Regions from separate parts of the Homo sapiens genome. Here all the other regions are linked to region 1. A link is a contact called in ENCODE Hi-C or POLR2A ChIA-PET data. All regions are on one chromosome and are shown on one strand. Each heading gives the region's core, a stretch centred on a gene start or an enhancer-like site at or near the end of the contact. The rest is flanking DNA. Distances are from core to core; before and after follow the strand shown.

What was found. Hi-C counts contacts between places; a loop is a spot of excess contacts on that map. ChIA-PET counts read pairs that join two places held with the same protein, here RNA polymerase II (POLR2A). Pooled maps may share reads with other maps.
Region 2: a loop to region 1 is called in a pooled map, with 4 times the contacts of the local background. The contact joins the enhancer-like site here to the promoter of INPP5K in region 1. A Hi-C loop is called at or near these places in 1 of 37 single-sample maps with no recorded cell type and 9 of 50 pooled maps. POLR2A ChIA-PET finds 5 or more read pairs at or near these places in 4 of 52 experiments (A673, CD4-positive, alpha-beta T cell, PC-9 and 1 more).
Region 3: a map of CD8-positive, alpha-beta T cell shows a loop between it and region 1 (22-fold over the local background). The contact joins the promoter of ABR here to the promoter of INPP5K in region 1. A Hi-C loop is called at or near these places in 1 of 168 maps with a recorded cell type or tissue (CD8-positive, alpha-beta T cell), 6 of 37 single-sample maps with no recorded cell type and 6 of 50 pooled maps. POLR2A ChIA-PET finds 5 or more read pairs at or near these places in 1 of 52 experiments (OCI-LY7).

The regions. Positions count from the first base shown.
Region 1 is chr17:1,515,283-1,517,982 of GRCh38, reverse strand. It overlaps INPP5K (inositol polyphosphate-5-phosphatase K), which reads left to right and starts at 1,371. Exons shown (of 12, transcript NM_016532.4): 1 at 1,371-1,527. The coding sequence starts at 1,484. PITPNA (phosphatidylinositol transfer protein alpha) reads left to right here. Exons shown (of 12, transcript NM_006224.4): 12 at 1-265. PITPNA-AS1 (PITPNA antisense RNA 1) reads right to left here and starts at 1,064. Exons shown (of 2, transcript NR_028514.1): 1 at 890-1,064; 2 at 1-265. RefSeq lists a silencer at 986-1,285.
Region 2 is chr17:1,215,066-1,218,010 of GRCh38, reverse strand. It overlaps a transcript of ABR not described here. Among named protein-coding and RNA genes, the nearest start is that of ABR-AS1, 35 kb to the right of the region's middle. RefSeq lists an enhancer at 667-1,664. Within about 2 kb of position 1,695, at least 3 of the 41 ENCODE cell types and tissues checked have a DNase peak (open chromatin) inside an H3K27ac peak, as active enhancers do.
Region 3 is chr17:1,178,364-1,181,347 of GRCh38, reverse strand. ABR (ABR activator of RhoGEF and GTPase) reads left to right here and starts at 1,367. Exons shown (of 23, transcript NM_021962.5): 1 at 1,367-1,681. The coding sequence starts at 1,621. RefSeq lists an enhancer at 560-1,326.

The DNA.
Region 1 (2,700 bases), core at 122-2,621:
GGAGTCCAGTTTGGTGATGTCCATTTTCCAGCTGTATGTATCCTCAAACTTGCACTGATAACCGCCATTTTACCAGGGCAGGATTAGGAAGAGGTACAAAGGTGTGTCTGAAAATTTTTGCACGTGGATTTCTGCATATAATAGTCCCGTGTCAGTTTACTTATGCAAACATTGCACATCTGAATTGTAATTCGGCCGTTTCCTACTGACAGGATGTCCTTTTGCTTTTGTCTGCCTCCTCTTCACATCTTCCTCTTTATCCACCCTACCAAACAAGCAAAACATTTATTTAAAGTAGTTTTAGGCCGGGCGCGGTGGCTCACACCTGAAATCGCAGCACTCTGGGAGGCCGAGGCGGGTGGATCAGCTGAGGTCAGGAGTTCGAGACCAGCCTGACCAACATGGCGAAACCCCATCTCGGCTAATTATTATTATTATTTTTTTTTTTTGAAACGAAGTCTCGCTCTGTCGCGCAGGCTGGGGTGCAGTGGCGCAATCTCGGCTCACTGCAACCTCCACCTCCCGGGTTCAGGCGATTCTCCTGCCTCAGCCTCCCGAGTAGCTGGGATTAACAGGCGCGCGCTATCAAGCCCAGCTAGCTTTTGTGTTTTTAGCAGAGACGGGGTTTCACCATGTTAAGGCCAGGCTGGTCTTAAACTCCTGACCTCAAGTGAGCCGCCCGCCTCGGCCTCCCAAAGTGCTGGGATTACAGGCATTGAGCCACCGCGCCCCGGCCTACGTTTCATTTATTGACGGCTAATTCTGTAGGAGTCCAGGAATCCCCAAACGTCCCATATGCAATAGGTAATCCAATAAGTTTGGAGTAGAAGCCTGAAAGTGGGCGTGGAGAACGGAGGCGCTCCCGCAGTAGCAGGAATGGGGAGATTACCTGCAGCCGGGGGGCGGGGGAGACCGGATCCCAGGCAGGACAGTGGCTAGGCTGCGTGTCCCCACCCCCGACCCTCGTTTGACCCCTGGGAGCCGGGGCGAAGACAGCACAAGGACGGAGCCCTCGGATCCCTCACGAGTGGGGCAGAGGCTGCGGCGGCGGCGAAGAGACAACTTCCGCCGGAAGACGGCCCCTGGCGCGGGGCACGCTGGGAGCTGCGGACGGCGGGCGCGGGCTGGGCCGGGTCTAGTGGCGGCCGCACACCTCGCGTCGTCTGGGGCAGTGTTGCGCGTGCGCTGATGACAGGCCCGACACGCCCCTCTTACGTCCGCGAACCCGTCTTCGCTCAGCCTCTCGCAGCTTTGCGCTCGTGGGAGAGTCCCGCCTCCTTCTGCGAACCGCACCACCCAGATCCCGGGGTGCGCGGAGGGCGCGTCTCTGACGGAAGCCGGGGCGGACGGTCGGAGTCCGGAAGAAAAACAGTCCGCGACAGCTAGGCGCGTGAGACCGGCCGCCCGCAGGGCTGCTCTGGCCGGGACCCGCTGGCCGGGAGACGCGAACCTGCCGGACCACCGCGCGGGGACGACGGCGGCCATGAGCTCGCGGAAGCTGAGCGGGCCGAAAGGCAGGAGGCTCAGGTGAGGGCACCCTGGCGGCAGAGGCAGGCCTGCTCGGGGGGATCGGCGCCCCTTGGGCTGCGGGCTGGGGGTGGACAAGGCACCAGACCTCCATGACTGCCTTTGGTTCAGAGGCGCTCTCGCCTTCTCCCACGCCTGTGTCAGGTGGGCTGTGTTGGGCCCGAGCCTCGCGCCCCCTCTAAGCCGAGGCCGCCAAGCTCGTTCCCACTGGGGCGCAGCAGGTGTCCCGGTTGCTTTCTGGAGAGGACAGCCGTGTGGGGTTGTTTGAGGTTAAAGACATAACGAGGCCGTCACCCTTCGGCTCTCGGTTAGAAATCTTTTTCCTACTTTTCATCAGCACATACATCAGGAGGTCTGCCTGATCCCATGGTGAACCCCGGGAATCCGAAATCAGATTGAGATAAGATCCTTTAGGGAAGTGACTTAGCCTGGTCTCTTGCCTGCTCTTTCACGGGGAACAACGCTAATCGCCCACTTAGTCTAAGTCACGATGCTTGGATTTGCTGCTAATCGTCGGATTTGAGAGTGGGAACAAGAAATCCGGACTTTTGCTCTCCATCCTCTTAGAGTGAGTCTGGGAAAAGAAGTCTCTGAGTAAAAGGTCTTTGTTCCTTAAGCCTCTGTCGGACAGCAGGGGGAGATCGTAAACAAATGAAGCTCAAAATCTCAGGCCGAGTGCCTGGGAAGGTGGTTTCTGTATAGTGTTGTTTATGCTAACAGGGAGGGACAGGAAGTTGCTTTAAACTGGCCAAGAATTTCTTGAAGTGCTTTTGAGAACGTCGACCTCTAAGGACGGGGTCTGTTGGAGGAGAGATGTTTTGGCATTAACTGCCCTTTTCTCCCATCCCCCTGTACCCTCTGCCATTCCAGATCTCCAGCTGCTGCAGGTACTCCTCATCGTGTGCCTAGGACTCATGCTAGGCTGTTCCTGGTCTCTGCAGGGTCTGTAGCTCCTGCCCGCTCTGTGCTCCGCACAGTCTGAGGCTTCTTGAAGAGCTGCTGTGACTGACTGTTCCACTAAAGACATCTGTAGGTCTCTCTTTCCTGAGCCTCTGACTGGATCCAGTGTCATTGAGGCCCCTTATCTAGTTTTCTTGCTTCCCTAAGACTTGTAAGCTGAGGTGGAAAATATCCAACTGATGACTTTTCCCCAGAGAGTACTCTTTATTTTTC
Region 2 (2,945 bases), core at 446-2,945, 300 kb after region 1:
TAAAAATACAAAAATTAGTCGGGCGTGGTAGCACGTTCCTGTAATGCCAGCACTTTGGGAGGCCGAGGCGGGCGGATCACCTGAGGTCAGGAGTTCAAGACCAGCCTGGCCAACATGGTGAAACCCCGTCTCTGCTAAAAATACAAAAATTAGCTGAGCATGGTGGCACGTGCCTGTAATCCCAGCTACTCAGGAGGCTGAGGCAGGAGAATCGCTTGAACCTGGGAGGTGGAGGTTGCAGTGAACTGAGATTGCACCACTGCACTCCAGCCTGGGCCACAGAGCAAGACTCCGTCTCAAAAAAACAAAACAAAATAAATAAGAGCACGCTGTCTAGGACCACATTGCCTGGGTTCGATTCACGGCTCTGCCACTTAACTGCTATGTGACCTTGAGCAAATTCCTCAACCTTTTTGCACCTCAGTGTTTATATTTGTAGGCTAGGGGACGATGATAATATAATATCAATAGTCAAGTAAGTTGGCGTGAAGGTTAAATAAGTCAATATGTATATAACATACCTTGAACCAGACCTGACACATGGTAACCACTCAGTACGTGTTGGTTAATTTTATGATTATCCCCACTGTTACTAGTTTGGCCATGCTTCTTGCTGAAATAGACTATAAAGGTGAAACATGGTATCTTGCTCATCTTGTTGCCTGGTCATAACCTTAATTGAAACTGAAAATCCTGTAATTTGAATAATCCAAGAGCTGGAACAGCGAAGCATCCAATTACAGACGCGTCACGGCTGCAGCCTTGGGGGGGACGGTGAGGCGGCCGCACTGTGCTCTGGGGTTGGGGTCCTATTACGGAGAAAGCCTCGTTTTGTAGGCAGCTGCCTCGCCTTCTGTTTGGCTGCATAATTGCGCCTTTCCGTTTTATTTTAAAGCATCTTGAGGAATCCAGAGCCCACTCCTGCTGACAGCAGGGAAAGCCGCCGCATGTCCCATCTCTAATGAGCCTCCATGATGCTCTGTGGCCCCACCTAGGCAGCAGGCTGGGCTGGCATCCGCTGGCTCTCTGAGCACAGCTCACCATGCTGGGCTTCATTATGGGGCTCCCTGAACACCCCTAGGATCCCCCCACGCCTGTCCTCATTGTCTCAGAGGGCACAGAGTGGCTTCCTGAATGCCGAGCTTGTTGGTAACCTTTGTGGGCTGGCAGTGAGCACGCAGAAATTAATTATTCATATCAATGGGCTGAAGGAGCTGTTGTTCACTGAGGTGACTCCCCTTTGGCCACCAGACCCAGAGTTCCCCAGGGTCTTTAGACAGGCAGAGGACAGCGCAGTCCTTAGAGACAGCTGCAACAGCAGGGTGGCACGTGGCCGGCCCCAGGCTAAGTGCAGTCTGCTGATGTGCTTTGTTTGGGCTACAGAGGGTTAAAACAAAATTGGATCCATTTAAAACCAGGTTTTACCTAGCAATCTGGATTTCTGGATTTTCTTGAAAGATGGGAAGATGGGCAATGTGAATGGGAGGCATTAGTTAGAGCCGACGGGCCCCTTCAGGCTGGACGTGATTTTGCCAATGGCGTCAGCTTTCCTCTGGCCCCTTTCTCCACTTCTGACGTGAGAGGAGTGAGTCTAGTGCAGGGAACAGAGGAAGACTCGGAGCTGGGTTTGCGGCTGCCTCTGCTACTCACTCCTGCGTGACTCTAGGCAAATGACACAGCCCCTGTGGGCCCCGCTCTCCTCCTCTGGAGCAGGGGGTTATAACAGCTTCCCTACCTCGCAGATTTGTGAGAACTGAGCAAGTTGATATAAGGGCTGAGCCTGGCACATAGTAAGTTCTATTTAGGTGTTCAGTTTCTTTCTTTTTTTTTTTAGTATTTATTGATCATTCTTGGGTGTTTCTCGGAGAGGGGGATTTGGCAGGGTCATAGGACAATAGTGGAGGGAAGGTCAGCAGATAAACAAGTGAACAAAGGTCTCTGGTTTTCCTAGGCAGAGGACCCTGCGGCCTTCCGCAGTGTTTGTGTCCCTGGGTACTTGAGATTAGGGATTGGTGATGACTCTTAACGAGCACGCTGCCTTCAAGCATCTGTTTAACAAAGCACATCTTGCACCGCCCTTAATCCATTTACCCTGAGTGGACACAGCACATGTTTCAGAGAGCACGGGGGTTGGGGGTAAGGTCACAGATCAACAGGATCCCAAGGCAGAAGATTTTCTCCCAGTACAGAACAAAATGGAGTCTCCTATGTCCACCTCTTTCTACACAGACACAGCAACAATCCGATTTCTCCTTCTTTTCCCCACATTTCCCCCTTTTCTATTCGACAAAACCGCCATCGTCATCATGGCCCGTTCTCAATGAGCTGCTGGGTACACCTCCCAGACGGGGTGGCGGCCGGGCAGAGGCTGCACTCTGGGCACTTTGGGAGGCCAAGGCAGGCGGCTAGGAGGTGGAGGTTATAGTGAGCCGAGATCACGCCACTGCACTCCAGCCTGGGCACCATTGAGCACTCAGTGAACGAGACTCCGTCCGCAATCCCGGCACCTCGGGAGGCCGAGGCTGGCAGATCACTCGCGGCTAGGAGCTGGAGACCAGCCCGGCCAACACAGCGAAACCCCGTCTCCACCAAAAAAATACGAAAACCAGTCAGGCATGGCAGCGCGCGCCTGCAATCGCAGGCACTCGGCAGGCTGAGGCAGGAGAATCAGGCAGGGAGCTTGCAGTGAGCCGAGATGGCAGCAGTACAGTCCAGCTTCGGCTCGGCATCAGAGGGAGACCGTGGAGAGAGAGGGAGAGGGAGAGCTCTTTCTTTTCTTTTTTTTTTTTTTGAGACAGAGTCTTGCTCTGTCACCCAGGCTAGAGTGTAGTGGGGAGATCTAGGCTCACTGCAATCTCTGCCTCCTGGGTTCAAGTGATTCTCCTGCCTCAGCCTCCTGAGTAGTTGGGACTACAGGCACACACCATCACGCCTACCTAATTTCT
Region 3 (2,984 bases), core at 118-2,617, 340 kb after region 1:
CTCCCCAGCCTGTGATGAGTGGGTGACCCCCATCTCCCCTGGGGCAGCTGCAGAGGCCTCTGCCCAAGCAGCTTATGGGGCTTCCTCTCAGCATCCTGGGGGAGGAGCTGCTTCTCCCCTTAAGAACTAGATGTGTGTGTGTCTGTTTGGAGTGATGAGGACCGACCCCCACACCCCTCCAGCGTTCTGCGGGTGCCGACCACACTGCCCCCGGCAAAGGCCAGGCTGACTTAACCTTCCTGGTAGGCCTCTGTAGGGCTGGGCTCCCAGAAGTTTTCCCCTTAAGCTGCCTGGGGATGGGGTGGGGTGGAGACAGCTCCGGTATCTGAAATGTCACTATCTGGGGTACCGGGCCCCCTGGGTGGGCCCCACTGCTTCCCTTTCCCTGGGTTCAGGAAGGGGCTTCAGCCCCACTGCCCTGGACCCCCCTGGCCTGACTCCCCTCCTGTCCTTCCCTGCTCCAGGGTCGCTTGGCCCAAAGAGGTCTGTGGGGAAGCTGCCATGGCTCCCACAGAATCAGCCCACAGGAGACAGGCATGGGGCCCCCAATCTCTTCACTGCCCTTGGGCGAGGGGGTCTTCCTTAGAGGGAATTTCGTCTCTAAACGGTCATTTCTCAGGCCTCTTGACCCGACTTCCCACCATTTCTAGGTGATGATGCAAACACGATGGGCTTTCCAGGCCGCGGCTCGGGGTCCCCAGGAGGGGTCCTGGAGGGGAACGCGTGGAGCCCTTGGGGCTTCTCCTGGCTCCAGTTTGTCCTCCGCCCAGGAGGGGCACATGTGGGACTGTCCTGGCCCCACAGCCCCCGTGACTTCGGTCCTCCCGGGTCTCCACCCGCCCCCCTCCATGTGTGGCGGGAACGGCCGCGCTCAGAGGTCAGGGGTGTGGAAAGGGACGAGCGGGGGAAGGTTCGGGAGGAGAGAGGCGCGTCCCGCGGCGCGCAGGACGTTCACCCCGTGGGTCCCGCAGCGGGTCTGGCTGGGGAGGGGCCCGGCCGCCGCTCCCGCCCGCGAAGCCGCGCTTGGAGATCCCGGGCGGGAGGTGATGTCACCCCTGTGGGCTCCCGGGCCCCCCACGGCACCTGGTTTGCGGATCGCCAGGATCCTGCTGAGCCCGGCGCGGGGGGGACGAGGGGGACCTGGGTCTGCGCCGCCGCCTGGAGACCCCCCGAGACCCCCGCGGCCCCTCCTCGCCCAGCGCCGGAGCCCCGCTGCCCCCTTAGCCCGGCCGGGGGCGTCCTGCGGAGGGCGGAGCCTCGAGCCGATTGGTCCCTCCCCGCCCCGCCCCCGCACCAAAGCCCCGCCCCCGCACCAAAGCCCCGCCCCACCACGAAGCCCCACCCCCGCCCCGCCCCCCGCGAAGTTGCTCATCGGTTCCGGGATCCGCAGCTGGGCTCGGCGCGGCCGCTGGGGCCGGGAGGGTTCGGGAGGGTTTTGGGGGCTCCCGCCCCGCCCTCGCCCCTGCCCCGGCCGCCCCGCGCTCCTCCCGGGGACCTGGTTCCCGGCCTCCTCGCCCCTCCGCGCTCGCAACTTCGGCCTCCCCCGGCTCCCGCCCGCTCTCCCTCCTTTGTTGCGCGATGAGGGTCGGGTTTCGGATCTGACCGAGCCGCCGCCGCGGGATGGAGCCGCTCAGCCACCGGGGCCTGCCGCGCCTGTCCTGGATCGACACCCTCTACAGCAGTACGTGTGCCGGGCGGGGGCGGGACCCCAGGATCGGGATCGGGACCCCAGGATGGAGATCGGGACCCCAGGATCGGGATCGGGACCCCAAGATCGGGATCGGGACCCAGGCACCGGGCTGGTCCGGGGAGCGCGGGCGGGGGCGAGATCGGGGTCCGGATCGGGGTCGGGTTGGGAATCGGGATCGGGGTCGGGACCCAGGAGCCGGGCTGGTCTGGGGGGCGCGGGCGGGGGGTCCCCAGAGAGGATTCCTGCGGTCCGGGGGCGGGGACCGTGGGCGGACCGAGCCGAGAGCTGCGTCCCCCCTCCCACCTGTTGTGAACCCGGCCTCCGCGAGCCTCAGGGGAGGGAGGCCCTTCTGGGTGCTGCCCCCGCCCCTGGACCGGCAGCTTCTCTGTCCAGGCTGAAGCCGAAAGGCCGTTTTGGGAGCAGTCGTTGGCACCCGAGTTTGCCACCCCAGGGGCACCGGGTCATGTGTGGTTCAGGGCCCAGGGGTTCGGTGCTGGGGTGGGATCGGGTGGGAGGGGAGACGGGGGGTGCAGATATCCGCGGGGGCCGTTTGGATGCGGGAGCTGAAAATCCCGGGCTCAGCAATCTTTCCTGCCAGCCTCATCACCACCCCCACCCTCATCATCACCACCACCCTCAGAAGAAAAAAAAAACAAACCTTCTCGAGTTCTCCACCCCCTCGCTCCCAAATCTCTCTGGATCATGTGATTGCTCTTGCATGGCCCCGGGGGATGCGTAACTGATCACGGGTAATGGTGTGGGGGGGCTTGGGGCGAACCGAGAGCCGCCCCCCGCCCCCACCACCGCACCTTGCTCCTGCTCCGTTGCTAGAAAGGCACCGCCCCTTCTCCCCACCCTTCCCTGAGACACCTTTCCCGAAAGCTCTCAGGGATTAGGAAGAGGGTCCTCCTGGGCTTACATAGTGGATTTCGCCCTTCCTGGCCCACGTGAGTGGGACCCTCCCACTCTCTCAGCACATCTCCCAGGCAGGAGTTGGGGGAGGCACGTGGGGCCACGTGGAGCCTGGTTCAGCCTGATTCTAGGCACTGGATGCCATGGAACAGGAGCGTTTTCTTTCTTTTTTTTTTTTTTTGAGACGGAGTCTCGGCTCTGTCGCCCAGGCTGGAGTGCAGTGGCGCAATCTCCGCTCATTGCAACCTCTGCCTCCCGGGTTCAAGTGATTCTCCCGCCTCAGCCTCCTGAGTAGCTGGGATTACAGGTACCCACCACCACTCTCGGCTAATTTTTTGTATTTTTAGTAGAGATGGGGTTTCACCATGAGGCCAGGCTGGTC